2 separate regions of the Homo sapiens genome follow, and region 2 is linked to region 1. Evidence: chromatin loops called from intact Hi-C (ENCODE). Cell type or tissue: Panc1. All regions are shown on one strand. Each heading gives the region's core, and the rest is flanking DNA. Links, peaks and the distances in the headings are about the cores only. Region 1 overlaps SYTL2 (synaptotagmin like 2). Region 2 has its middle 13 kb from the start of SYTL2.

What was found. A loop is a pair of places that touch in the nucleus more often than their neighbours do. Peaks named below come from ENCODE experiments on the same cell type or tissue, not always from the same donor. Only the 100,000 strongest peaks of a DNase experiment are listed, where the experiment ranks them.
Region 2: a loop joins it to region 1, with 2.2 times the contacts of the local background. A loop is called at or near these places in 66 of 110 quality-filtered maps.

Annotation. Positions count from the first base shown.
Region 1 is chr11:85,692,575-85,709,237 of GRCh38, forward strand. SYTL2 (synaptotagmin like 2) reads right to left here. Exons shown (of 20, transcript NM_206927.4): 15 at 14,855-14,957; 16 at 12,284-12,454; 17 at 7,941-8,019; 18 at 5,405-5,504; 19 at 3,609-3,814; 20 at 1,655-2,766. The coding sequence ends at 2,621. Among named protein-coding and RNA genes, the nearest start is that of CCDC89, 15 kb to the left of the region's middle. In Panc1, for the core only: no CTCF peak of the experiment used is centred there; no DNase peak of the experiment used is centred there.
Region 2 is chr11:85,818,163-85,830,125 of GRCh38, forward strand. It overlaps a transcript of SYTL2 not described here. Among named protein-coding and RNA genes, the nearest start is that of SYTL2, 13 kb to the left of the region's middle. In Panc1, for the core only: no CTCF peak of the experiment used is centred there; no DNase peak of the experiment used is centred there; H3K27ac peaks cover 2,500 bases.

The sequences.
Region 1 (16,663 bases), core at 8,804-11,303:
GAAAAAAAAAAGCCCTAAAATATGCAGTTCAAGGAATGCCTCTAGCTTAGAAAAATGTACTTTGAAGTTTTAGGAGGGTCTTTGCCTAAAAGTTACACTGACTCAAAAGCATGTCAACCTGAGTTCACTAAAGAATTCAAGTTGCCTACATTTTTTTAAAGAGACAGGATCTCCTTCTGTCTCCCAGGCTGGAGTGCAGTGGCACAATCAAAACTCACTGCAGCCTCAAACTCCTAGGCTCAAGCAATTCTCCCACCTCAGCCTCCCAAGTAGCTAGGATTACAGGCACACACCACCATGCCCAGCTAATTTTTTTAGTTTTTCTAGAGATGGGATCTTGCTATGCTTCCCAGGCTGGTCTTGAACTTCTGGCCTCAATCAATGCTCTTGCCTCAGCCTCCCAAAGTGTTGGAATTACAAGCATGAGCCACCACACCCAGCCGTGCTTACATTTTATAAAGCATGAAGCTCACACTTAGCCTTCCTTTTGAACCAGGGAAGATTAAATTTATGATTTATATTTTTTTTTCATGTGAAACCTCTCCTTGGACTTCTTGAGGCAGTCAGAAGTGCTGTGGATAGATGCAAAGAAGGTGGGGGGTTCTATTTCCCACTTTGGTGTTTTGAAGATGAGGGATCGGGGGATAGGATGAGACAGGCAGTCCTGGTCCTAGATGGGGAGATAATGGAGCCAATCTCATTATTGCTCCAGAGCTGGCTGGATGCTGGTTTTACAGGTAACTGAAAGAAAGCCTGAGGAAGTAGCTTGTACTATGATCTGGCACAAGCCAGAACAGGGTTTGTGCTTCTACCGCTGTGCTCTAGAAGCGTGACTCTAATTAGCTCATTTTGCCCTTCCTTAAGGTCAGAGCGGGAATGATAAATAGAGCTAGACTAAGCACTCTAATAAAAAACCTGGGTTGGGAGGCCGAGGCAGGCAGATCGCAAGGTCAGGAATTCTCGAGACCAGCCTGGCCAACGTGGTAAAACCCCATCTCTACTAAAAATACAAAAATTGGCCGGGCATGGTGGTGGGCACCTGTAATCCCAGCTACTCAGGAGGCTGAGGCAGGAGAACTGCTTGAACCCGGGAAGCAGAGGTTGCAGTGAGCCGAGATCACGCCAGCGCACTCCGGCCTAGGTGACCAAGCGACACTCCATCTCAAAAAAAAAAAAAAAAAGACCTGAGGAGACAATGGAAAGGGCATTGACCTAGATTAGTCACTCTTATTGACAAGTGGGTAGAACGTTCTAGTATCTGTTCAGGAAGAACAGGCAAGCATTCTAGTTGTTTTCAATGACATTTATGAGATGCTTGTTGTAAGATCCCATGTTCGCCTGTCACTCAGGCTTTCTTGAACCTACATTAAATCAGTGCTTGTTTTCAGAAAATTAAGCTGGTTGGGTCCTAAGGGAGAGTAATGTGCTTCATATACTAAAATCATCCCCAAAGCATTTTAACTACTTAAAAAAAAATAAAAATCCTTGAGATCTGCTATGTCCTTTAAAACAAAATAAATAAAAATAAAAATCCTACTCTTAATAACATAGCCAAAGTTGCCCACTTAGGGGAGATGATGCCCAGAATTGCAGTGAAGACTGCAGAAACATTAGCCCAGAAGAAGTTCATTAGCCTTGTTAGGAAATTTAGATGTTTAGAATTCCTAAAATATTTTATTTAAAATGAGAAGTCACGCTAATTTTCTAATACAATTTAAATCAAATGATAATTTATTCTAAGGGTTTTTACAAAATACGAAAATTTTACATACATAAGAAGAACAGTATAACTGAGCAACTTACATTCTAATTAAAACTTTGTTGCAAAACATGTTTGTGACTACTCTTATGCTGCTTTCATATAGTAAAGTTATAAGAAAAACAATCATATATATGCAGGGTTTTAAAAAAATAAACTCATAAAAATACAGGCTTGAGACCTATTTTAGAATTAAGTCAAAACAAGCCAACAACTGAATTGTACCTATGGCCAGTGGGTGGCACTAAAATACATTTGAGGCTTGTTTTAACTGTTTGTTTTCTCAAGGCAGAAAAACACCAGTAGTTTCAGTCTCATTGCCCTAATATGGAATTCCATATTTTATTAGAGATTACAGAGTAAATAGTTTCTTAAGGTCCATTTTTTTTTTTATCATCACTGATGTCTGTCTCCATTCCCTGCTCCACTTTGAGTATCTTTCTGCGACTTTTTCCCACAACCTACAAAGGTCCTGCAAGGGTACCAGACCCTCTTAACTGTGGCACAGAATTGTGGTGTGAAACACATGATGGCAAACAAGAACATTTTGCTTCTTAACAATACCCCATGTTTAATGCTCTGGGGCAGCTTTTTCTTTGAAGCAGCAGCAGAAATTCAATTTTCCTAGCTTGTTCAAATATCTTATTTAATATTAGAGTCACAAATTACACATTTTGTTATATTTAAATCCCTTGGGCCTTGTAATCAAAGAAGCACATGCAGATTGACTTTTACATGCTGTGTAGTATTCCTTAGGTGCAATAGATAGAAAGTGAGGATATTTGTCCACCTACTCAGATTTTCAAGATCAGATTCCACCGGTTTAGTAGTTTTCAGTGGAGGAGCCAGTGGAATTTGGGCTCATTTGGAAATCTTGGCAATCAAAAGCATTCTGAGAGGCAGTGTTGCTTCAATCCAAGTATTGGGGGAGTTTACCATCTTCTCCCAGAGAGCAACTTCCTCTGAAGTAGAGTCCATCCAGTCCACTTCAGTCCCATAACTTTTACCTGAAAAAAGGAAGCTTTGCATTTAGAAAGAAACAGCTCATTGGGGGTAGGGGAAAGAGGGAAAGTTATTCCCTAATTATAACCACCAGTGGAAGCTAGGAGGAGCTTTCTTCACTGGGAGGGCAGATGTGAGACTCAACATAAGGAAGAACTGTTCAATTGTCTGAGTGACTTCATGTTTGTAATCATTACCATAATTCCTAGAGCAATGATTTTTCTTCAAGTTAATGTAAAGGCCAGATGAAAATTCATCAGGGAATAAGGGAGTTGGGAGGACTCCTGCACTGGGTTGGAGATGACACTAGATAATCTCTAGGTTAGTGTGACTAAGGCTTTAGTGTCTAACAGACTCAATTTTGAATCTTGGCTCTGCCACTTTGTAGCTATGTTACTTACTTTCTTGGACTATCAGTTCCTTTGGGGTAACATTAGTAACTACCTCATAGACTTGTGAGGATTCAATGAAATAATGTAAATGAAGCATTTAATACAGTGACTGGTGCTCCAAAAATGTTATTGTTATTACTCAAAGCATATATTTAGCCTTGAAGGACCATAAATGTTTTTGCAGGGCAGACTAGTGATGAAGGCTTTTCTGTCCCTGCCACTGCCACAATAACTTAAACTCTATATGCAGAGACACTTCACCCTGTTAATCCTCATATCTGGAGCCCTTGGCATACAACCTGACATTTCTTTACTCATTTATTTCACTATACTTAAGAGATATCTGTTTTCAGGATATCTCGGTTTTCACTGGGAAGAAGCAAAGCAACAAACAAACCTCTAGTATCTCTAGAAAAATTTGGCTCATGGAGAATTAAAAATGTAGCAAACAGTACCTGTTCCAAAGCCAATACGAAGACCTCCCAAAAATTGGTTGGTTAATTTGTAATGGTCCCAGACAGTAAGCTCTACACAGGCTTCCATCAGATCTTCAGGCCTGAACCCATCATACACCATAGTGTGGTTGAAGATAGGGTTGGTGGTTTTCCCTACAGCTCTTGTCTTCTGGCGACTTTTCCTACTTGTATCTGGAAGGATGGTACTACAAAAAGAGGCATGATTGTGGGAGCATTTTAGTAAGATAGTGAACATTCATGCTTTCAATACATAACAACACAGCTATTAAAGATTGACAATGGAGGAAAAGATGTGGAGAGATAGTGGTGGTGGTGGTTTGGCAGACAGTGGGGTAGGGGGTAGGAACACATCATGCTGAAAAGACTCTGGACCTAGAGTCAGCTATACTTGGTTTGAATCCTGACTCTGCTACCTCCTGGGTATGCATTTTAGGGAAAGTTACTCAACCTTACGGACACTTGCTTCTTCATCTATAAAATGGGAATGGTGATGCTGATTTCATAAGGCTAAAATTAGAATTAAATAACATATGCAAAACACTTAGCTCCATGCCTGCATTTAGTAAGTGCTTAATATGCTAGTAATCATTTGAGGATTCCTTTAAAATTTGCAAGCACAGGCTATCCTGATTAGCTGTGATAGCCTAAGACATTTGTGTTATACAGAATAGAAAAAGAAGAGAAACCTCTCCAAATTGCTAGATTTGACTTTGGAAATAAATTATGTAATTTTTTTTTTACAATCACTTACATTTCATTTATGATAACAATTAAATGAACTTTAACCTACCATGCCTCTTGTAAGTGGCAATATAAGACAATACAAGTGGCAACACAAGGCAAGAAGGTCTGTGAATGGTCTCAGAATGTGACTGACTGACTTGGTCTTAGAATGAGGCTGACTTGAGCCAAAAAAATCTTACCAGCTGACATCTATAAAGATAATGTGTAGGGAAAATCATAAATAATATCATCTATGCTACTTAGATATATGTCACATATATATTTATTTATTTAATAGAGAAGGGGTTTGGCTATGTTGACCAGGCTGGTCTTGAACTCCTGGGCTCCAGTGATCCGTCCGCCTTGGCCTCCCAAAGTGCTGGAATTATAGGCGTGAGACACCTCGCTGTACCAGATATATGTCACATATATTTAAAAAGCTACAGTTGGTCTTCTGGTAGACTATATATAAATAAAATTAGAGAAACTAGGAGAGCATACTAATATCTGTTTAGTTATTATTTACTAGATGCCAGTCACTTTATATGTATAACAGAGAGAAGAGTTTGCCACTTAAAAACCCAAACTGTCTCAAGCTCTTAGTAAGGGTTGATTAGCAAATCATTTTCCAAATATCTGCAGTCTCATACAATGACCGTTTGCAAATAGGCCACAAAACAGGTGGGACAAAGGAGAGAAGGAATTCTCCCTGCTCCATAAAGGAGTCAAGGGGTGTGACATCTTACCATTAGAAATTTAATAAACTCTTTTGAACTGATTATTGCCCTCACCAACAGATGTTTTCCCTAGAACACATTACACATTGAGTATGAGGTCTCTAGTTTCATTTGACCTCTTACTTTATGATTTTAAAGCCAAATGAAGCCTTGAGAGTTCATGATATAGATTCCTCCAATTCATGTCTCCATTATCCCAAGTAAATTCATTTAAATTATGAATGATGAGTCAGTATTACAGATATAGAGAACCGAAACTAACCAGCAAAGACCAGGCTACAGAACTGTTGCAGACAGAGTCATCAATACTATTACCATTTAACAAAAGAATTTAGATGACTTCCCCTTAGCAGTGGTAGATCAAGGCATTCCTTCACCCAGATGTGCACTTCTCCAGTTGTAGGAAGCTTTTTACCTACAATAGAAAAAGAAGAGAAAATTTTCACTGCCAGTTCTCCCTTGGCAATACTGCGTCCAAAGATGTCAGCCTAAAAATGTTCTGGCATGGAGATACTAGCTAGTATTTGATGATATCATCTGAACTGATTAAATCTATACAGTCTTAACTAAGTCTTCATAATCTGGTTTTACTGAACTCGATAGCTCTATAAAAATAATTCATATTGGCTTTAAGTACCAAGTATTACATCATTAGCACATCATTCATTTGGGGTTTTGCTTGATTCAACAAAATCAAACACCAGGAATGTGAATCATCCATTTACAGTTATATTCAAAACATTTCAATGAAATGCATATACCTTGCAAACATTAATACCAGTATCAGTTGGTGCTAGTGGAAGACATTTAAAACATATTTGGGTATAAAGTAACCAAAACAGGTATTGGCTAAGGTATAGTCATTTTTAAGAGTAGTTATACTTTTTTTTTTGAGACAGGGTCTCACTCTGTCACCCAGGTTGGAGTTCAGTGGCACAATCATGGCTCACTGCAGCCTCAACCTCCTGGGCTCAAGTGATCCTCCTACCTCAGCCCTCCCAGAGGAGCTGCAACTACAGGCATGTGCCACCACACTTGGCTAATTTTTAAATTTTTGTAGAGACAGAGTTTCGTCATGTTGCCCAGGCTTGTCTTGAACTCTTAAGCTCAAGGGATCCACCAGCCTCAGCCTCCTAAAGTGTTGGGATTACAGGCGTGAGCCACCACCCCCAGTCAAGAGTGGTTAAACATTTTATAGGGATACTGTATGTACATACGTAATAGTTAATATTATGGGCAGATAGTTACTAAGAAGTTGGCTTAGTCTGAAATTGTTGTCTAGGCTGGGTTCATACGAACAGAGGAATGCCACCAGATTTTTCTGAATGGGTTAGCTCAATCAGTCAACCAAACAGTACTTAGTGAGGATCTATCATAAGCTCATCTCTATGCTATGCTAGGAACATCATTAGATATACAGAGAATACATGAAATAATCTATGCCCTTGGGAAATGTTTATAGTTATGTTGGAGAGAATAATTCAAATAAAATGATAAAAATGTAATATACAGTGAAACTCCAAGTTATTACTGTAATGTTCTAGAAGATGATATGATCAGTGAGATCTAATATAGTTAGGGAAAGCTTTATGGAGGAGATGGGGCTTCATCTAAGACTTTGGTAGGTTGAGGAGAAGAGGAAGCCATTTCAAAGAAGAAAAACTACGTGGACAAAAATTCAGACATGGTGGCACCCATCACAACACACAATACCCCTGCCCTCTACTACCAAGTGATAGAAGGAAAAAGGGAAATGGGATTTCTATGAATGTTGACTTTAAATGATAGGATACAAATTATATGCAAAAGAATCTACCTTTTAGGAAAATCCAGAAGTTCAAAGGTGGCAGTCTGACAGCAATCCAGCCTGAAAATATGCTTTACTTGCCCTCTAATTCTTTCTTTTTTGGGGGGCGGGGGGCGGTATAAACTACATCAGAATGCTTTTCTTTAGTTCAGTCACTATCCTCACCATCAATTATTTCTTCCATCTCACTAGCTTCACTGCCTGGTTACTGAAAGCATTTGAGTTTACAACCTCTGATTTCAGCCATAACATTCATACAGATTCTTAAAGAGACTAACTTGGGGAACTTGCTTGGGAAATGGAGCAAGGAGCTGGCTGGCATTCATTTCCTGCTAGTCTCTTGCTCCTTAACTGGGCTGAAGACCTGACAAGGAGGCAATTAATAATCTTGAGGGAAAAGCTTTATCTCTTAATGAGACCCTGAGAGTGGAGGGTGAATGAGCTTTAAGTTCTCTGGAGTCCTCTTAATTCCCACCTGTGAAAAAGAACACTCAGGTTCTATTCTTATAGCACTATCAATAAGTCCAAATTCCAAACACAGGAATACACAAATTCTGAATACAGGCCATTCACATTGTGCAGATACAAATTTTTGGAGAGTGAGGTGAAACCTAATGACTATAAACTAAACTAAAAAAAAAAATGAGAACTTTCTTATAGAAACAGAAAGTAAAATGATGATTACCAGAAGCTGGTAGTAGAGGAAAAGGAAATTGTTGGTTAATAGATAAACAGGTTCAGATTTGCAAGATGAAAAGGTTCTGGAGATCTGTTTCCCAACAGTGTGAATATACTTAGCACTACTAAGCTGTACAGTTAAAAATGGTGAAGATGGTAGATTTTATGTTTTCTTTTTTTTTTTTTTTTGCCACAATAACAAAAAAAGAATTTTCTTATTTACAACTGTGAATAGACTCATTTGGTCTATACGTTACTAACTTGATAAGTTTCTTTAGGGCCTCACCTTTGAAAACGCATAGTAAATACTGTGAGAAGGGAGGGATAAGGAAAGGACATAAATCTGAATAGAAAGTCATTACATACCAGGGACTGGCTCTGGGACATACTGGAGAGCTAGTTTCATTTCACCTCTGTTTTCTGCTTCAAGGGCAACTGGTGCTGTCTGAAAAGTGAAGAAATGTCAGCAGGTGGGAGACAAACTTTTCATCCTGTTTGTTGGTATAGGTCTCATTACAGAACCATATCTGTCCCATTTCTGGGACCATGTGTCACTCATGAGTGCTCTGGATTAAAATTTCTCTCTGCATCAGAACTAGACTGTTGCCTTAATACCTGGGAAAACTAGGTTGTATATCTTGAAAAATCTTGCAGGATACCCAGAAAATATTTCAAGGCCTTTAGTCTCAAAGATGGTGAAGAAACCAGAATGGCTTTCTTGGAGATGGGAGAGGTTTCTTTGAATGCTTTAATTTTGATCAAAACACAAATATTTTGTTAGCTATTCAGCCAGCATATAAAACAATTTATTTGTATTCCCTTTATTTGAAGGAGTATGAGATAGTGTGTGAAAGTAAGGGGGGAAAGGCCATATCTTACATTTTCAAAGCTGCACTAATCTGATTATTTTAGGCCAAATGCATAGAAGTCTGTAAGTATAACAAAGACTGAACAATAATTTTTTAAACTTCTATCTGTTATTTTCAAGTACACGTTGAATATTCCTTATCTGAAATGCTTGGGATCAGAAAAGTTTCAGATTTCGGATTTGTTTTTTGAAATTCGTAATATTTGCATATACGTAATGAGATATCTTAGGGATGGGACCCAAGTCTAAACACAAAATTCATTTATGTTTCATATACATCTTCTACACATAGCCTGAAGGTAATTTTATATAACATTTTTAATAACTTTATGCAACCCATCACATGAAGCAGGTGTGGAATTTTCCACTTACGGCATCATATCGGCACTCAAAAAGTTTCAGATTTTGGAGCATTATGGATTTGAAATTTTTGAATTAGGGATGCTAAACCTGTATAAGAAACCTGCATAAGATAGTTTTTTACTTTCAAATTCTGGCTCTTTAGAGCTTTATTTTCAAAATATGGGTATGTATCAGAAACGTAATGGTAGCCAGTTAAAAATGAGATGCTTTTGATATCTTCTGAGGAGTTCAGGTCTTGGGTAGGGCTAGAAATAAGTGCTTCAAGTGATTTTGATATAACATTTGAGAACCATTTCTTTAGTGGAACTAAAACAGTTCCACTGTTGTGTAGACACTAAGTTATGGTTTGTATTAGTTATTTATATTTATCACTTCCTACTATGATGGACTAGCTTGGATCACATCAACCCCTAAACTAATAACAATTTAAAAGGTGGGATTTTAAATATCAGTTTGAAAGTGCTAAAGAATTATTAACACAGACAGGACTCAAATGAACAAGATCTTAGAGTCTGACATTCTTCTCTGCTTTTCACTTTGAGACATTTAAGTAGTGCCAAACTGAGCACATAAAAAGCCTAACAGAATGAGACTGAAAAGGTAAGCAGGACTTTTAGCAGTTTCATGAGGCTGGGGAGACAAAACTTGGAGCCCACGGCCTGTCAAGAAGGAATGGCACTGGAAAAACACTCTAGACCAGTGGTTTTCAAAGTACCGTTTCTAGGTCAGCTGCATTGACAGGGAACCTGTTAAAAATGTATATTCTTGGGCCCGTAAACCTTGGGAATAGGGCTCAGAATCTAGTGGGTCTATTTTTTTTTTTTTTTTGAGACAGGGTCTCGCTTTGTTGCCCACACTGGAGTGCAATGGCGTGATCTCAGTTCATTGCAACCACCACCTCCTGGGTTCAAGTGATCCTCCCATTTCAGCCTCTTGAGTAGCTGGGGCTATAGGTGCATGCCACCAAGCCTGGTTAATTTCTTTGCAAAGGCAGGGTTTTGCCACGTTCCTCAGGCTTGTCTCCATCCAACTCCTGGACTCAAGCAATCCACACCTCAGCCTCCCAAAGTGCTGGGATTAAAGCTGAGAGCCACCGCACCCAGCCCCAGAATCTGTGATTTAATAAGTCCTTCAGGTGAATCAGATGCATGCTGATTTTGAGAACTATTTCCCATGGCTTTCAGTTGGAACCTCTGAAGGGCCTTAGCCTAGGAATATAAGCAAACAAAAACTAGACCAGATCACATGAAAACTGGGCTTGTGCTTCAAAGTCAGTTTATTCCCAGATTAAATGAAGGTGGTCTGTGCCTGCTGTATCAGAAGCAAAAGTAAATCCTCCCCAATTATTCCTAGAACGTTCTCATATGCAATACCCCACATATGATCAAAAAATGAACGGGCATACCAAGACAAAGAACTAAGTGTCCAAACTAAGATTTTAAAAAATAGATAAGCAGGACTCACAAATGTTTAAGATACTGGAATTTTTAAGTACATACATTAAATAACTTTGCATGCTATATTTTTAAAGACAATGTTAAGATAGAGAATTTTAGGAGAGAAATGGAATCAAAATAGTCAAAAGAAAATATGCTTTCGAAAATATAAGCTTTATATTATAGATTGGCTTAAATTGTAGATGGTTTTAACAACAGAATAGACATAGCAGATAAAATTGTTGAATTGTGAAAAGGTTAGCAAAACATGGACTGAAATATAAGAAAAAAAGTATACAGAAAAGACCATAAGAGACATGTTGGACAGAATAAAAAGGTATAACATACTTGTAATTGGAGTTTCCAGAAGGAGAGGAGAAAATAGTGGGGCAAAAGTAATATTTGAAGAAATAGTTGCTGAGAAATTTTCAAAGTGATGAAAGATACCAAAACATAGATAGATTCAAGCAGCTCACTGAACCCCAAACCTCAGGATAAATTAAAGAAAACTACACCTAGGCTCATTATAGTACAATTGCTAAAAATCAAAGACAAAGAAAAGTATCCTAAAATCTGGAAAAGAACACATAACCTTCAAAGGAGCAAAAATAAGACTAACAGCTGACTTCACAACAGAAATGACCAAATACTATGAAATGACATCTTCAAAACACTGAAAGAAATAATTGTCAACCTAGCAACAGAGCAAAAATATCCCTCCAAGATTGAAAAAGATGTTATGATACCAAGAAAATCTGAAATAATCTGTTGCCAGGAGATATTCACTAAGAGTAAAACTAAAGGAGAGTCTTGAACAGAAGAAACAACTCCACGGATAAATCCAGGAAAGGATAAAGAGCAAGGGAAAGGCAAATATGTGGTTAAATCTAAATTAATAGACCGTATAAAACAATAACGGTAATGTCTTATGGGACTTAAAAATATATACAATTAAAACATGACCAAAAATAGCACAAAGGATGAGAGAATGGGTAAATGGAGTTAAAATGTTCTTGGTTCCTTCCACTGTTCTGAAAGTGGCAAAAGTTCTAATTTATATTACAGTTTGAATTCAAGGGTGCATATTATAATCTCTACAGGAACTAATAAAGAAAAATGAAAATAAACTATGACTGACATATTAAGAGAGAGAAAAAATGGAATAATAATCCCAAAGGAGGCAATTACGAAAATAAGAAAACAGGACAAATAGTAAGATACTAGATTTGGACCCAAATACATCAATATTTATATTAAGTGCAAATGGACTAGATAATCCAATTAAGAGACAAATATTTTAAGACTGGAAAAACATCAAAACTATTGCTTATAAAAATATATCTGAACTATAAGAATTTTAAAAGGCTGAAAATCAAAAGATAGAAACAAACTTCTAATCAAAAGGAAGCTAATAGAGCTATATAAATACAGGCAAAGTAGATTTTAAGGCAATAAGCATTACTAGAGATAAAAAGGGAATTTCAAAATGATAAAATGGTTAATTCATCAAGAAAATATAACAATTACAGTTGTATGTATATGTAATAAGACAATCTCAAATATAGTGAATCAAAAATAATAAAACTAAAAGGAGAAAAAGACAAATTCACAATTGTAACTCTCCTAGTAATTCACAGTACACACAGACATAAAACCCATGAGGATATAAAAGATTTCAGGAACTAGTTTTGACTTAATTGATAAATATAGAACATTACATCCTTTAATCATTGAATACACTTTGGTCTCAAGTAACACATGGAACATTTATCAAAATTCAGCCAAATATTAGGCTAAAAGTCAGTATCAAATTTCAAAGGACTGAATTATTTAAAAGACCTTCCTGAAGTCTCTGAAACATTTGTGTTAAATGATTTAAACATGTTCCCAATAACCTTTTTTACCTTTCTTTTTTTTCCTCTAGTTTAAAATTCTCCCAAACTACAGATCTGTACTCTGAATTAAATGCAATTAAGCTTTTTCCTATACACTAGGTACCACATCAACCAACCAAATAAACAAACAAAAAATTCCGGACTCACCTTCCGCTTCAGAGGGTACCATCTCAATTGTTTATTCTGTTTGTTATCCCAGTCCCATGTTTCCAAATCAAGTTCCACCTCCCCTAGGAAACTATTGCGCTTAAATGTATCCCGATGCCAAATGGACAGGTTCAATTTCTGTGTCTTTAAGATTTGTTTTTCAATTTTATACTGAAGTTCAAAGAAGAAAATTAAATGATGAAAAACATTACTTGATGCCAAAGTTATAACACAGAGATGAAGAGAAATTCATCTGTATATAGCAAATTTTCTTATCTGTTAGGTTTCGAGTCCCAAAAATATTGCAAAGTCATCTTATTCTAAGCATCTTGTTTCAAAGAGCTAAAATCCATCTTTCATAAAAGCTGATTTGCTTCCCCACTCTGGAAAAGCAAACCAAGGCTCAGATATCATAGTTGGTAATAGCTCTCTAACAATAAAAGCCAGTTTTTCAATTTTCGCTGAATATTTTTAGACTAGATGTAATACAAAATTGAGTCTAAAATACAAATCAAATGTAACCGAATTCTCTGTTTTCTACTTAAGAACAAGGTCTTTTTTAAAATAGTCTTTTTAGAGCAGTTTTCGGTTTACAGCAAAACTGAGCAGAAAGAACAGAGTTCCCATATGCCATGTATGCTGCCACATACACACACCTCCCCCACTATCAACATCCCACACAGATGAGGTATTTAAAATAAATAAATAAATAAACTTGTCTTTTCCTGCTGCATATGGCCAAGTAGAAAAGGTCTGGCATCCTAACAGTTTTTCATCTCAAATGTAGTCAATCTTTAATTACATATAATCATGGAAAGGACAATAGTACTTCTAATCTAAAAATAATTTCCATTTGGCTTCATGATGTACTACTTGAATGTCCACTGTGGTTGTAGTAAGTCTGCCTTTCTCTGAGCTTAACATTTAAATTATCTGGCTTTTCCTGAGTATAGGGTTGAAGTAGCTGACCCAGAAATAGCCAGGGTACTAGGGTATATCATAGTCAAACTGTAATTAAAAACTTGGTACAAAAATTCTACAGGTGGTTAATTCAGACCATGGATGACTGAGTGTTGATTTAACTGCTTATTTTTCCAGAGGATGATCAAATACTTGGACAGAGTTTTCAGAAAGAGGGAATGAACAACACTTATTTTTAGTTTTAAATGATCTGTTAGTCATGACTAAGGCAGCATGATGTAGTTTTGGGAAGAAAAAGAATATGAGCCAAGTATACTTTCTATTCATCTGTCCATTTATCTTTCCAGTAAACATATTTTGAATACCTATCCCAGATTAAGGATCAAGATTTATTAAATGCTTAATGTGTGTTGATCTTTCACACAAATTAACTAATTTACTGTTCTCCACTGCTAAGGTAGGTAGGTAAGTACTATTATTATCTTCCTTTTGCAAATCTGAAAACTAGCATTAACCCGACTTGGCAGATCTGAGGTGCCCAAAGACACACAGTTTACAAACAACACCAAGTTGGTCCCTACCCTCATGGAACTTACAATTTAGTGGCAAGGAAGACAATAAAACCACTAGTTAAACTGCTGTTAACATATCCTGCTATAAAGCAAGATTACTGAGGCAGCAGACAGCAGGAGAACTTAGGGGTTAAGCACAGCCCCTCATAAGAGGAGGTATTTAAGACAGTACAGGAGGCAGTTAGGGAAATAATGTGTGGAAGAATATTCCAGCCTGAAGGAACAGAAATTCACAGAATTGTGAGAAAATGTACTTCCTTAAAATAATGAAAAGAATTCAGGGTGACTGGAACAAAGACTATGAGAGAGGAAAGTTGAGGCTGGAGTTCAGGTTGTGAAGGGACTGGTGTGCATGTTAAGAAAGATGGCTTTGACCCTAAGGGTTATAGAAAGCAGAAAAATAGCATAATCAGAATTGTGCTTTTATAAGATCATTCTGGTTGCAATGCTCAACTTTATCAGCTGTGGGTTTTTTTTGTTTTTTGTTTTGTTTTGTTGTTTTGTTTTTTGAGACAGAGTTTCACTCGTCACCCATGCTGGAGTGCAGTGGTGTGATCTTGGCTCACTGCAACCTCCGCCTCCCTGGTTCAAGTCATTCTCCTGCCTCAGCTTCCCAAGTAGCTGGGATTACAGGTGCCTGCCACCATGCTGGCTCATTTTTGTATTTTTAGTACAGACAGGGTTTCACCATGTTGGCCAGACTGGTCTTGAACTCCTGACCTCAAGGGATCCACCCACCTCGGCCTCCCAAAGTTGCTGGGATTACAGGCGTGAACCACCTCACCCAGCCAAGCTGTGTGTTTTTAAATAAGTTACTTCATTTCTCCAAGTTTCATTTGCCTCATCTGTGAGATGCAGATACCAATACCAGCCTGGCAGTTTATATATGGGGAGTGAATGAAATAACGTATACAACATTCAGGTTGTTTTGTCTCAAACAAAACAGTCTCAGAACATTTGTATTCCCTTCCTTCTCCTCTCTTGGTGACTGACTTTATCCTGTAGAGCTACTACCCAAAGAAGACATGGTAAACAGGTCACCATCTAGGATTTTCCTATAGAGAGAGTTCATAGATACCCGCAGTATTTCGTTATACACAGGATTCAAGGTTTTCTTCACTACGAGTGTTTTCTTCTTGCCCATTTTGCCTTTGTCTGGTAGCAAATAGGCCTTTACATATCTGAAAAGGAGAATTGAACAGACAAAGTCAAAGAAAATAAAAGTTATGTTTCCACCTCTAGTTTTTTAAATACATTGAAAACTGACAGCAGAAATAATTATTTCATGACACTGAGAAAAGCAGTGAATAACAAATTTTCCTACCAATACCTTTATACTTAAATGTGTAAAGGGTTTTAGTGGAATTGATCATTTTATATTGTTTTGAAGATTTTTAACGGGCATTTCCTGCATTCCTTTTTTCCTTTGGCCTTAACTAATATGCAGGGGTGGAAAGGGGCAGAAAACACACTTCCAGGCCAGGCACGGTGGCTCACACCTGTAATCCCAGCACTCTGGGAGGCCAAGGTGAGCAGATCACCTGAGGTCGGGAGTTCAAGACCAGCCTGACCAACATGGAAAAACCCCATGAGCCAGGCTGGTCTCAAAAAAAAAAAAAAAAAAACCACACACACACACACACACACACACAGAGCTACAAAGTTAGCTGGGTGTGGTGATGCATGCCTGTAATTCCAGCTAGTCAGGAGGCTGAGGCAGGAGAATCGCTTGAACCCGGGAGGCGAAGGTTGCTGTGAGCTGAGATCGTGCCAGCCTGGGCAACAACAGTGAAACTCCACCTCAAAAAAAAAAAAGAAAAAAAGAAAACACACTTTCAGCATAGAGCTTAAATCTGTTTGTTCCCCTAGTTTGTTCCCCTCTGAGAAAACGCTTTGGTGCTTGCAGTATTTTTAAGTTTTTGTTACCGTCTTTTGAAATAAATTAATCTTAGTAAATACCTAGTCAAGTTATCTTCAATGTTAAAAAAATAAAGGATGTTGAGCTCAGTTGTTTTTATAATAAGAATAAAAGAAAAAAGGATTGCACTTGTCTCAGCAAAATAATTAAGAATCAGACTTCTGTATAGGGATAAGTAGGGAATACCATTCAGCGTTTGCAAAAAAAGAAAAAAAACTGAAGTGCAATTAAACCTGTGATTTAAAACAATAATTTTAGTAATTTCCCCTAAAGTTCTGTAAGATATAATTTAAATATGAAAATTCTCTCATTCTAGAGTCTTAACTATTTTTATACCACTGAGCTTTATGAAGTGTGTCCCATGTATCCCTAATTTTGTAAAAAGTTTGAGAGTGTGGTGGAAAGAGATGGGTTCAGGTCCTCATTCCTCATTTTGCTTCTATCTGAATTCACATATATGGGTTACTTGTCTTCTCTGGTCCTTGCGTTCTTATCTGTAAAATGAAGGAACTGAACAAGATGACCCCAAAGGTTCTTTCCAAGTTGAAACATTTTGTGCTTCTCTGTGATTTTTTTTTTTTTTTTTTTTTTTTTTGAGATGGAGTCTCACTCTGTCGCCCAGGCTGGAGTGCAGTGGCCCGATCTCAGCTCACTGCAAGCTCCGCCTCCTCGCCATTCTCCTGCCTCAGCCTCCCGAGTAGCTGGGACTACAGGCGCCCGCCACCACGCCCAGCTAATTTTTTGTATTTTTAGTAGAGATGGGGTTTCACCATGTTAGCCAGGATGGTCTCGATCTCCTGACCTTGTGATCCGCCCGCCTCGGCCTCCCAAAGTGCTGGGATTACAGGCGTGAGCCACCGTGCCCGGCCTTTCTCTGTGATTTTTATAATTTAATGTTTGACATATGAATTTATAGAATAAAACAGCATTTCCCCCCAACTTTTCAAACATTCCTCTTAACACATACCC
Region 2 (11,963 bases), core at 2,853-5,352, 120 kb after region 1:
AAAGTGCTGGTATTACAGGCGTGAGCCACCGTGCCTGGCCAGAGGAACCTTGATTAACCATACACTTCAAGGATGAAGTGCGTGGTGCACATGAGACATACACATGAAACATAATTTTGTTACATCCCTTGTTTATTAAATTACTCATTCATGTACTTATTTCATATTATAAATACTTATTGAATGACCATTATATATGGTATATTGCTATGAAGAATTCAAAGATGAATCAGATTAGGGTTTGCTGTTGATTCTCTTTCAAAAATAGTTTATTTCCTTGCTTTTTATATTGAATATCACAGACAACGTAAGTAAAAAGCCCTGGACCGGGGGTCATATGGCCAAGAATCTAGTTCTGGTTTTATGTAAAAATCAGCAGGTCTCTTCAACTCTGAATCTCAGATTTTCCATCAATAAAAATTGGAAAGGATGGAAAAAAATATCCACTTGCCTATAGTAAAAATGTAAATAAGATCATGGTAATGTATAAATTACTATCTATCTATCTATCTATCTATCTATCTATCTACCTATCTATTTATTTATTTAAGACGGTCTCGCTCTATCACCCAGACTGCAGGGAAGTGGTGTGATCATAGTTCACTGCAGCCTTGACCTCCCGAACTCAAGCATTCCTCCCACCTCAGCCTCCAGAGTAGCTGGGACTATAAGCATGCACCACCATACCCAGCTAATATTTTGTATTTATTAAAAGATACTGAATTTGAAGTCAGAGATTTGTCTTTTCTTCTGGACCCTACTAACAACATACTGTGTGGCCTTGAATAGGTCATTTAACCTCTCCTGCCTCGGTGTCCTTATCTCTAAAAATAAGAAGTCAGGCTGCATAGATTCCAAGATCTCTTCAGCTCAAAATCCCAGGTTTTAAGAGTTTATGATTTTTAAGACAGTCACTCTCTGAAGATCAGCATTTAAATTTACCTGTCATAATTTTCATATCAATTCTCTAGTCATAGATCTTATAGGGTTTAAACATATAAAATACTAGTAGCTTTTCTGAAAATTGTGCTTACTTGTTTGCAAAAAAATCTCTGCTTCAGATTATGTTACCCTCTGCATCTTTAAAAGACAAATGGAAAAGGAAAAATATTAAAGAAATTTAAAACAACTGTTTCAGTTATCTATTGGTATGCTTGCTGCAAACCACTCCAAAATGCAGTGGTCAAATGATGATTTATAATTTCTCACGATTCTGTGGGTTGGATGGTTCTGTTGCCGCACTCACTACTTGGGATTCCTTATGCGGCTGCACTCAGCTGAGAGCTCAGCTGAGGGTGGAAGCCCCAAGATGGTCTCTCCTTCTCCTAGGCCTCTGCCCACATGGCCTCTCATTCAGTAATTTAGCCTAAGCTTTTCACATGGCTGCTGGATCCCAAGCATTGCAAGAGTCAAGCCTCAATGTGCAAGTGTTTATGTCATGCTTGCTAATGTTCATTTGGCCAAAGCAGGTTTTGTAGCCAAGTTCAGTATCAATGTGGGAGGGCCTGAATATCTGGAAGCATGTTTCATCAGGGACCACCAATGTAACAGTCTGCTGCCACAACTTCCATTCAACTGGATTCTAGTTAACTGAGATCTCATCCCTCTCTCTCATGCTCTAACATAAATCATTCCATCTTCTACTTACATGCTTTGTGCATTCTTGTATTTCTGCATATGTAACACTCCACTTTAATTATTGTTTATATTTTGGTGTTCACTCTCCAAAATGGAAGTTTCATGAATAAGGGAAGAGACAGTATCTTATTCCTCTCTCTCAATGTCCAGCATCACTGTCTCTGCATGAGGGACACTGCACTGAATTGAATTTTTGAGAACTTCACCAAATACAAAGCGCAGATCATTTCATTTTAGATTGCAGCATGGCAAGGATTCCTAACCTAGGTTCTTTATTTTCATCAATGCCTATTTGAAATTTAGCATTTCCTTCCATTATAAATGTAAGCAACAACCCACAGTAGTATTATCAGTAGATGCAACTTTATCACCAATAGAAATCTCACATTTTTATTTAACACTACAGTTGACTTGTTGCAGATATTGTAAATACTAAATTTTTAAAAATAACTTTAAAATAATTTGAACAACGATTTAAATATAATTGATTTTCTATGTAATCCTGGGTATTTTATTTTATTTCATTTAGAAACATTATTCTGAGAAGGAGCACATGGGTTTTACCAAACTTCCCAGACTGCCCATGGCAAAATAAAGATAAAGAACCCCTGCCTAGAGTGAGCACCTGATTTGGAAGACATTTAATACCCAGAAAAAGAATCTATTTTCCACCCCATAGAAGCAGCATCAGCATCACCTGGGAACATGTTAGAAAAGCAGATTATCAGGCTCTACCACAGACATTCTAACTCTGGGGGTGAGGCCAAGCAGTCTGCACTTCTGTAAGCCTTCCAGGTGATTCTGGCATGTACGAGAGTTTAAGAGCCATTAAACTAGGAAAAATAGTTGCATCTGAGGTATACAGGGGTTGCTAAAGCCTATTTAATCAATCAGTAAGTATTGATAAATACTGATGTGTATCTCCTATTCCTCAGCACTGGGAAACATACCACAAGAAAACGTTCTACATCTTCATTTGAGAGATGTATACATACGTAAAAAGACTTTAGGCTGCACACTTAAGATTTGGGCACTTTACTAAATGCATGTTATATCTCAATTTTTAAAGTAAGTATACTGTAGGAGACATATAAGAGTTCAGTGCATAATCCCTGCCTTCAAGGAACTTTTCAATCACTTTAGAAATCCATTTATCCAATCATTTATTGAGTGCCAGGCAGGGTGCTGCATGCTGGGGGATACAACAGTGAATGAGCCAGGCATGAAGTCTGTCCTCATGAAGTGTACTTTCTAGTGGGTGAGTCAGTGAAATAAACAGGCAACTCTGAAACAGTGATAACACCTATTAATTATGAATAATATCCATACTAGTTACCATATTTCATTGATTCTAAGATGCACATCTTTTTTTATAGCTTAACATTTCTGAAATAAGGATGTGTTCTGCATTCTACAATTGCCAGTTTAATTAGAAGTGTTTTTCTAATGGTACATAAAGTAATGGTTTATCTTCAGTTTAGAGCATCTTATAGATTCTAAAATATTAAGTATCACAGGAGTTCAGAGACATGTAGACCAATAAGGACTCCAGGAGTCAAAAAAGGGAAAGGTGAGACTTGAGCCACGTTAAAGAAAGAGTAGGATTTTTAAAAGAGGAATAACAGGGACAACTGGAGGTGAAGGCACCAGAGCTGGGAGAAGCAAGCCGTGATTGAGAGACACAGGTTCCAGTGGGACAAAGAAGGCGAGTGTTAGGAAGCAAAGGGAGCAGAATGGCCAGACATGTTAAAATCAGATTATAAAAGGCCTGGAAAGTCCAGCAATGGTACAGTTAAATATAACAAGCAACTGAAGATTTCTGAGCAGAAGAATGAAAGAAGCTTAAGTATGTGGAACGGACTCAGGGACAGGAGCTATATATATGTCCATTTTCAGTTTTTGGTCAATGTTTTTTGAGATTAAAGGAAGTAGATTCAGTACCCAGAGAGGTAATGTGCTCACAGCAGAGCCAAGACAAACATAAGATGACTATATACACATGAGCATGTGGCAGAGATGAATGAGCCAACATCCAACCACTCCCCAGAATCCAGTGGGAGAGCACAACCACTGGGTGTTGTTGCTCTTGAATAGCTCTACCTGAATGACTGTGCTAGACCCTGCCAGTGGCAGCAGAGCCAGCCACACCAGCACTGGGGCCCTGGCCATTTCCACCCTTAGTTGGGCCTCATAGAGAGCCCTAGGTGCTCAAAGACTCATTTATCTGCTTTCCATTTCAAAGAGATCTAATAGTTATACCAAATTCATTGAATCCTTACCACATCCCTGTAAGGCAGGTGTTACCACTCCCATTTTACAAGTGAGGATACTAAGGATCAGAGAGGTGAAGGGATTCGCACCCTAGTCTGTCTCCTCTCAAAGTCTGTTCTTGCAGCCAGTTTTCTCTGTGAGTCTCAGGTGTAAGCAGACTACCAGATCAATGATCTCGGACTCCTAGTCATGGGGTCTGGAATGGCTACTGCTAACAAAAAATGAGCTTGGAGCCCACCCCTTGCAGCAAGGTACAGCCTTGCCCCAACCTTGGCCATGCTCAAGCATCTATAAGACTGGATCTTACTATTTGCTCTACACTTTACTTATTCTGCCAGGGCAGAGAACCTGTCTTGAATCCCTGAGCCATTGACCTTCTCCTGTCAAACTCCTCCTCCTAGTTGTGGTCCTATTCCAAATTAGATGAACCCCTGCAAACTCAGCCTTGCTGCCTGCCTGGATCTGAGAGCCATCACTGTCTGGAAACTGCTGCTGCTAAGTTCCACTCCCTGACATCTCATTTCCCATTAGGTCAGGGAGTATCTAAGGCTTCAAATCAGAAACTATAGCTGTGCTCAGATTGGGATAGATCTGGCCATTAGCTAGGGGAAGTAGTAGATAAAGACAAGAAGGAATCCCAAGGAAAGTATTTAGGGACAAAGGCAAGAAGAGGAATCCACAGTCAGGCCAAAGAAGTATCAATCCAAAGAGCCTGGCAGAGAGGACGGACAAGCTGACAGGGAGTAGGACCGTAACTAACGCCAACATTAAGGAACAAGTGCATGCAAAAGGGAGGATGGAGGTGCAAAAAGCAATGACTTCCCAAGCAAGCACTTGAATATGGAGACAGGGCCTCCTTGTAGGCCTCTGAGTGTGAAGAGAATGGTAAGGTCGCCATGCTGGCTTAAACACTTGGACCTAACCTTGTGGCTGTGACTAAGCCCTCAGGCATTATCATGGAACATTGGTTGCTTTCACCACAATCCAGCCTAGTCCCAGCCTCCTCCCTCTTGCCACCCTCCTTCATTTATTCACTTACTCAACTAACAAACATTTGAGCCTCCACTAGAATATAAGTTCCATGCAGGCAGAAACATTGTCTTTTTCATCATTTTAAGGCTTAAAATCCAAAGCAGTTTCTGACACATAGTAGGCACTGGATATATTTGTAGAATGAATAAATAATTGATGAGTGTTTGGGAAATGTGCTGAGTCCTAGATTATCTTCTAGTGTGCCAATAGCCTTAAATAGAATATCAAGTACATGTTGCCGGCTGACATTCACCAACAGTAAAATTCAAGATTTTAGTAGTCTAGCAGCTGCCAGCTTGCACAGTCTTCAGTCAGATACTTTCTACATTAAGATCATTTACAAATTTCTAAGGCAAGAAATAGCATGTGGACTTGAAAGAAGGTAAAGATATAGTTTACCCATTATGCTTTATATTAGTACTTTAATCCACTTTTAAAACATCTAAAATGTACTAATTTATTTCCCTTTTTGTTTCTTTAAGTTTCCTATTTTTAAAACACTTGTGGTCAATTCTATCAATACTACTAAGTATCCGTTACTGGGTTGAAAGGAATTTTCCATAGAAAAATGCCTGGAAATTGCCAAAATTATACAGTCAAAAATTATAGAGTTGGACCACAAGACCTTTTATACTTGAGTGGAATACCAAAAAGAAAATATTGATGCAAAGCTTTAAGATTTTACTCCGGGTTACTTCTTAAGGCACTAGCTCAAATAACACTCAAAAGTTTTCAAGATGCATGTAAACTCTACGTAAGCTCCAGTCATCTATGTGCTGACTACAGGATGCTGTGGTTAGTCAGGTTGAACTTCCATCAGCCACCTTCATGTTCAGAGTAAACAAGTAACAATTCTGGGACTTGCAAAGAAACCATGGGAAACCCTGAATGGGACTTTAACTTTGAATTAAAGGAAACCACAGGCCACCACACTGCCACCCATGAACATGTTTACATTTTGTCTGAGTGCGGGTGAGTGCAAATGGAGTCTCAGTGACTTACAGAGCACTGTTTTAACTATGATGTGGTTAAAACAGTCTAATAATATAACTCCTCCAGCAGGCTGCTGAGTAGTATATGCTGGGGCCTCAGCAATACAGACAGAGGTGGGGAAGAAGATTGGAGAGGTTAGGATCAGAGCATCCAGCTGACATTAAACTACAGGGTCTGAAGGTCCACGGCAAACTTGGGTTTGTGCAGGATGGGTATTACTGACTGTTGGGTGTGTGTGAGGAGGGAAGGAACATTTATACAAGCAGGAGGCATCATTCAAAATGACATACCATCCACAGAAGATTTACCTAAGATCAGCTTTATGATCATCTTCCTTGAGGATTAGAATGTGAAAGAAAGGATCAGCCTGGGTATGGTTTATAGAATTTCACTGAAGATTTCCCACTAAAAGTCACACTGAGTGTCTTGGGGTAGAATGGTTTGTATTGAGTAACAGAAAATATTGCAATGGTCAGTGAGAACTGGCAATTATACATTTCTCAATTCCTATTTCTAAATTCTGCCATTCTAAAATAAAATAGTTGAGGCCATAGCAAAGATTTCTCCTTTTCCCTGTCCTCCAGGAAAACTAAATGAGTAAGGGAGCCAATAGAAAGTAAGCTCCTTGCTTGCTTGAGAAGCAGGTCCTGCTTAGCAGGGCAGGGGAAAAGAAAGTGCGGGCACTAGGAGAAGTCAAAGCCATGACCACAGAGGAGAGCTGCTATGGCCTGTGTAACATTTATCCTGCGAAGACGACTCCTCCAGAATCTATCCCACCCTTTCTGCTCTCCCTAGAGCGCTGGCAGAGAGACTAGCACAGCTGAGATAGGGTTTGGGACAAGCCACTTCAGGAGCTCCACTAGCTGCTACGTCCATCCCTAGGAAAAGGATGTCTGGATCATTAGTGCATTGCCCTGGGTTAAGAGGCTGGAGAATGAATGCTGCATAAATCAGTGTCACTTCCTTCTTTGTTCACTACGCCTAATACATAGCTTACTTATGTTTTGAAGTGCCTGATGCTGAGTGTGCAGCTCTAAAGGACCATGAGTTGGGAGGCCGAGGCGGGCGGATCACGAGGTCAGGAGATCGAGACCATCCCGGCTAAAACGGTGAAACCCCGTCTCTACTAAAAATACAAAAAATTAGCCGGGCGTAGTGGCGGGCGCCTGTAGTCCCAGCTACTTGGGAGGCTGAGGCAGGAGAATGGCGTGAACCCGGGAGGCGGAGCTTGCAGTGAGCCGAGATCCCGCCACTGCACTCCAGCCTGGGCGACAGAGCGAGACTCCGTCTCAAAAAAAAAAAAAAAAAGGACCATGAGGTTGAGTTATAGAGGGAAGAGAACATTTTCCTGGCTAGTTCCTAGAAGCTATTTTGCAACATGGAGCAACGGTTTGTGTTTCCAAGCAACTGGACTATCTATAGGAAGACCCCACAGGGGATGGGTAGGTGAGGAAAGACTGGAAAGAGCTGGGTCCCTGATCTCTAGCAAGATTTGGGGAAGAGGGTTGGAGCATAGCTCAGCCTAATCCACAACTAAAGTGTTAGGCAAGGAAACTGAGGCAGAAACACAACTGTATGGATTTGGGCAGCACAAAAATATCAAGAAAAAGGTGCATGAGATATCCTAGAAAGCATGAAGGCCCAGAGCCAGAGCAATGTTTTAACTGGAATCCAGGCTGTCATTTCCCGTTAGTGTAATCTTTCACAAATCTCTTAACTTCTCTAAGACTGTTTCCTTATGTATAAAATGGCACTAATCATGATTTCATAGGGATCTTGTGAGAATTAAGCAACGGAAATATTATTTTGTTAGATTGTAAGCTCCTTGGAAAGCAAAGAATGGGTCTTAGCAGCATAGCAACTGCCACGGAGAGAAAGAGTGTTTAATAAATGTGTACTAATAAGTGAAAAACTCTTAAGAAACTAATTCCAGATCCCATTCTCAGGTGAGGCTGAGGCTGCTAGTCTATTCACATTCTCTTTCTTATTACTCAAAGTGGAGTTCATGAACATTGATATTCCCTGGGAACGTCTTAGAAATGCAGGCTGTCTGGCCCCACCCCAGACCTATAATTTTGGCCAGATCCCCAGGTGATTCTTTTGACATTAAACATTGAAAAGCACTGCTTATGTCAGGATGCACAGGAGGACTGAGGAGGCCTGTCTCCTGCTGGAAGACATCTAGTGGCTGCAGCTGGGAGTGGCTGGGGAAGGCAGAGCTGTCAAGTAGTGTCCAAACTGATTCCCTAAATTAGGACCACTGTCTGTGAGGGTTTGGGCAGATGGCCAGGCTGCTCTGCATCAGAGGAGCCAGGCCCTCAATCCATCTGTGCAGAGACAGTCTGCAGATTCCATGTGTATGTGAGCAAAGGTTGAATTTCAGACCAGGAGCCTGGTCTTGAGGCAATGTCCAGAGGTCAAGGAGGCAAGAAATCAAGTCCAGGGGAGTCAGGTGAGAGAGAAGCTAAAACAGGCTGTGCTGGTCTAGGGAGCCAGCGTCTGGAGGACAAGGGGCTGGGGAGAAACAGAAAGCAAACAATTCTGCTGATACTTGCTGAGCCTCTAACGGTATGTCAGAGAGAGAGCTCTCACTTTAGGAGAAGTTGCTACCCATGCTCGTTTAACTCCCTTCAGCCTGGAGGTGGATGTGCTATAAAGCTCTAGTTCACAGTCGGCAGGGACTCAGCATCACAACATATTCACTCCTCGTGAAGGCAGGTATGAATCCTGCCGAAAGGTCTTCTCTCCTGCTGACATGAAGAGATGAACAGTGAAAGTGGGAAAGTGAAATTTCAGGGACCATTTCTGAAAGTTCTGTGAAAAACAGGCTAGCAAGTCCCAGGACCTTTGCTCACACCATAACCCTGAGTGTTTTCAGTCAGGAATGGGCTCCTCCTTAGGAGATAATAAGCCGAAGGACCCAGTAACCCAGAAAGCATAGTCTCAGGGAGATCAGCATGGAATACTATTATCCAAGGATGTCAGAGTCAGAGGGGACCTGGTGGCTTTCAATCATTTTTTTAATCCATGGAGCCCTGTCTTCCAATGTGATCTTACTCAGATCCCCAACATTTGAAATGGATATTAGCAATGCTGTTGTTACTGAGGCAGAAGTTGGATCCCAGAGCCATTCCCTTCCCACCTCTATTCCCCAAGGCCCTCTGAGGCCCCTAGGTGGACCCCACTGGATTCCATGGAGCAGTTGGGAAGCACTGCTCTGCACCGGTCCTAGCTTTAAAGAAATGAGGAAAAGGGATCCCATGATGACAAGGTCCTCCAGCATCTGGCACCAGCTCACCTCACTACCCCTATGGCTCCCTGTACTTTATCTATTGTGGTCTCTCTTCAGTCTTCACAATATGCCATTCATTCTTTTCTGGGCCTTTCCAGGGGCTGTTCTCTCTGCTGGAAGCACTCTCTGCTCCCCTCCATGCTTCTTTGTCTCCCCACCCCTAATTCCTGCCTGCCAACTCCTCCATATTCTATGGATCCTAGCAAAGGCCTGTTTTGTCCACTGTGGCCAGCACAGTGCCTTATAAATAGTAAGTTCTGGGTATCTGTCTCTTTTTTGAATGAGTGAATGAGCACACTTACAGGAAGCTTGTTCCATGTCTCCTAGCTAGCTCCAAGGTTCAGAAATGTTGACAGCCCCTCCACCCAGATATGGGGTAGTCATAAGAAAATCCTTGTCAAGTCTGTGTTGATTCCCACTCAGAGAGTTTTGACTGGAGTACAACAGTGTTAGGTTGAAGATCTAGGTAGTGATAAGAATGTGTTTAGCAAATGCAAAGTGAAACACACTCACAAAAAGTTGCTAGGCAACCTCAATGTGGCCATTGAGAGTTACTGGCAAATATCTGTTTCTTAGGATGACAGTTTTCAGACTTTATCTTAACCCTCTGCCATCCTGAGGGTTTGGAAATAAATAGGTCTTCAACCTCACTACTAGCTAACTGTAGTGACTACGTTTGGCATTCCTACTAGATTGTCTTCTAAAAGTTCCACAAGGAATTATTTATAACTTCCCTGATGGCAAAATACAGCCATAAAACATGCTGTTTGGTATTTCTCAGGCATCTCTGTGGTGGATGAATGAGTCACTCCCAGAAGACTTATCTGGCAGAAAAATGAACTAAATAAATATGAATTAATGTTATACTAAATTTTTTCTGCATATGCAAGCAGCTGCAAACACTAAGGTCAACATATTCCAAAATATGTTTGAATTATTAGTATGTAGGCAGTAAATGGTTAAGAAAAATGATCTCTTTAGATAGTATTACTCAAACATTACTTTTACAAGCTTTGTAGAATGATTCAACCGGTTAACTCAAGTCTCTGCTTAAGTGACTCATCATAGTAAACAGGTTTTTAATTAAAAAGGAAAATTATATTTGCATCCCTCTAAGATAAGGCAGAAACTACAGACCATTTAACTATTTACATTCTCTGTCTATCTCTACCTATCTTTGGCACCAGTTACAAAGGAAAACTACCTGGAAGGATAATTTCTCCCACAATAATCCCTTTCAACTAAACAAGACTTAGCAATTTATAAACTATAATCACATGCATGATTTCATTTGATCCTCTCAACAGCCCTCTAAGACAGGTTTGACAAGAATCAGAGTCAATGCCATTTAATAAATGAGGATGCTAAGGCCACGGAGACTACATGATTTGTCCATGGTTGTCCTGCTAGTAGGGGTACAGCCAAGGCCTTGAACCCAAGGTTTATGATCCCAGGTCTATGTTAATGTCATCATCAAGTAAATAGTGGTTAAGTCTGCCTGCTGTCTCAGATCATATTGCAGTAGGACCCTGGTCTTCTGTGCAGTAGCTCTCAAACTATACTTCTTGAAACCCTGAAGATCCACAGTGGTGCTTGGGAAGCCACCTTAGGGAAGGTAAGAAGACAGGATACTGGGCCACCATACCCAAAAAAGAGCTCTGTTTTTTTTTTTTTGTTTGTTTGTTTGTTTTATAGTTTCAACTTTTATTATAGATTAAGGGGTAAATGTGCAGGTTTGTTATGGGGGTATATTATGTGATGCTGAAGTTTGAGGTACAAATGATTGGGTCACCAGTTAGTAAGCATAGTACCAAATAGGTGGTTTTTAAGCCCATGCCCTGCTCCCTCCCTCATCTGGTAGTCCTGAGTGTCTATTGTTCCCATCTTTATGTTTATGTGTATTCAATATTTAGCTCCCACTTATAAGTGATAGCATGCAGTTCTTAGGATAATGGTCTCCAGGTCCATCCATGTTGCTGCAAAGGACATGATTTTGTTCTTTTTTATGGCTGTGTAGTATTCCATGGTGTATATGTACCACATTTGCTTTATCCAATCCACTGTCGATGGGCACGTAGGTTGATTCCATGTCTTTGCTATTGTGAGTACTGTTGAAATGAGCATACAAGTTCACATGTCTTTTTGATAGAATGAATCACTTTTCTTTGGGTATACACCCAGTAGTGGGATTGCTGGGTCAAATGGTAGTTCTGTTTTAAGTTCTTTGAGAAACCTCTCAACTGCTTTCCACAGTGGCTGAACTGGTTTGCATTCCCACTAACAGTGTATAAGTGTTTCCTTTTCTCCACAGCCTCCCCAGCATCTGTTATTTTTTAATAATTGCCATTCTGACTGGTGTACTATGGTATCTCATTGTAGTTTTGATTTGCATTTCTCTGATGATTAATGATGCTGGAGCTCTGTTTTTATATGTCTTGTATACCGACATTTTAGTATATAAGGGTTGATGTTTCAAGTAAAATTTCTTTGGAAGAAGGTAGGTATTCCACTTCTTTAAAAAACTTTGAAACAGCAGTACACTAATCCAAACTTCTCATTTTACAGATTGGAAACAATTTCTAAATGTCAACTAATTGGTCCATATTCACATCCAACTAAGACCAGAAACCAAACAGTTCTCTTTATACACAGTTAACTACCCTGTGGTTGGGATAAAGTTACGTCTCACAGTACAGTGTTTTGTCTAATATCAATCATTCTCAAACTTCAGTGTGTA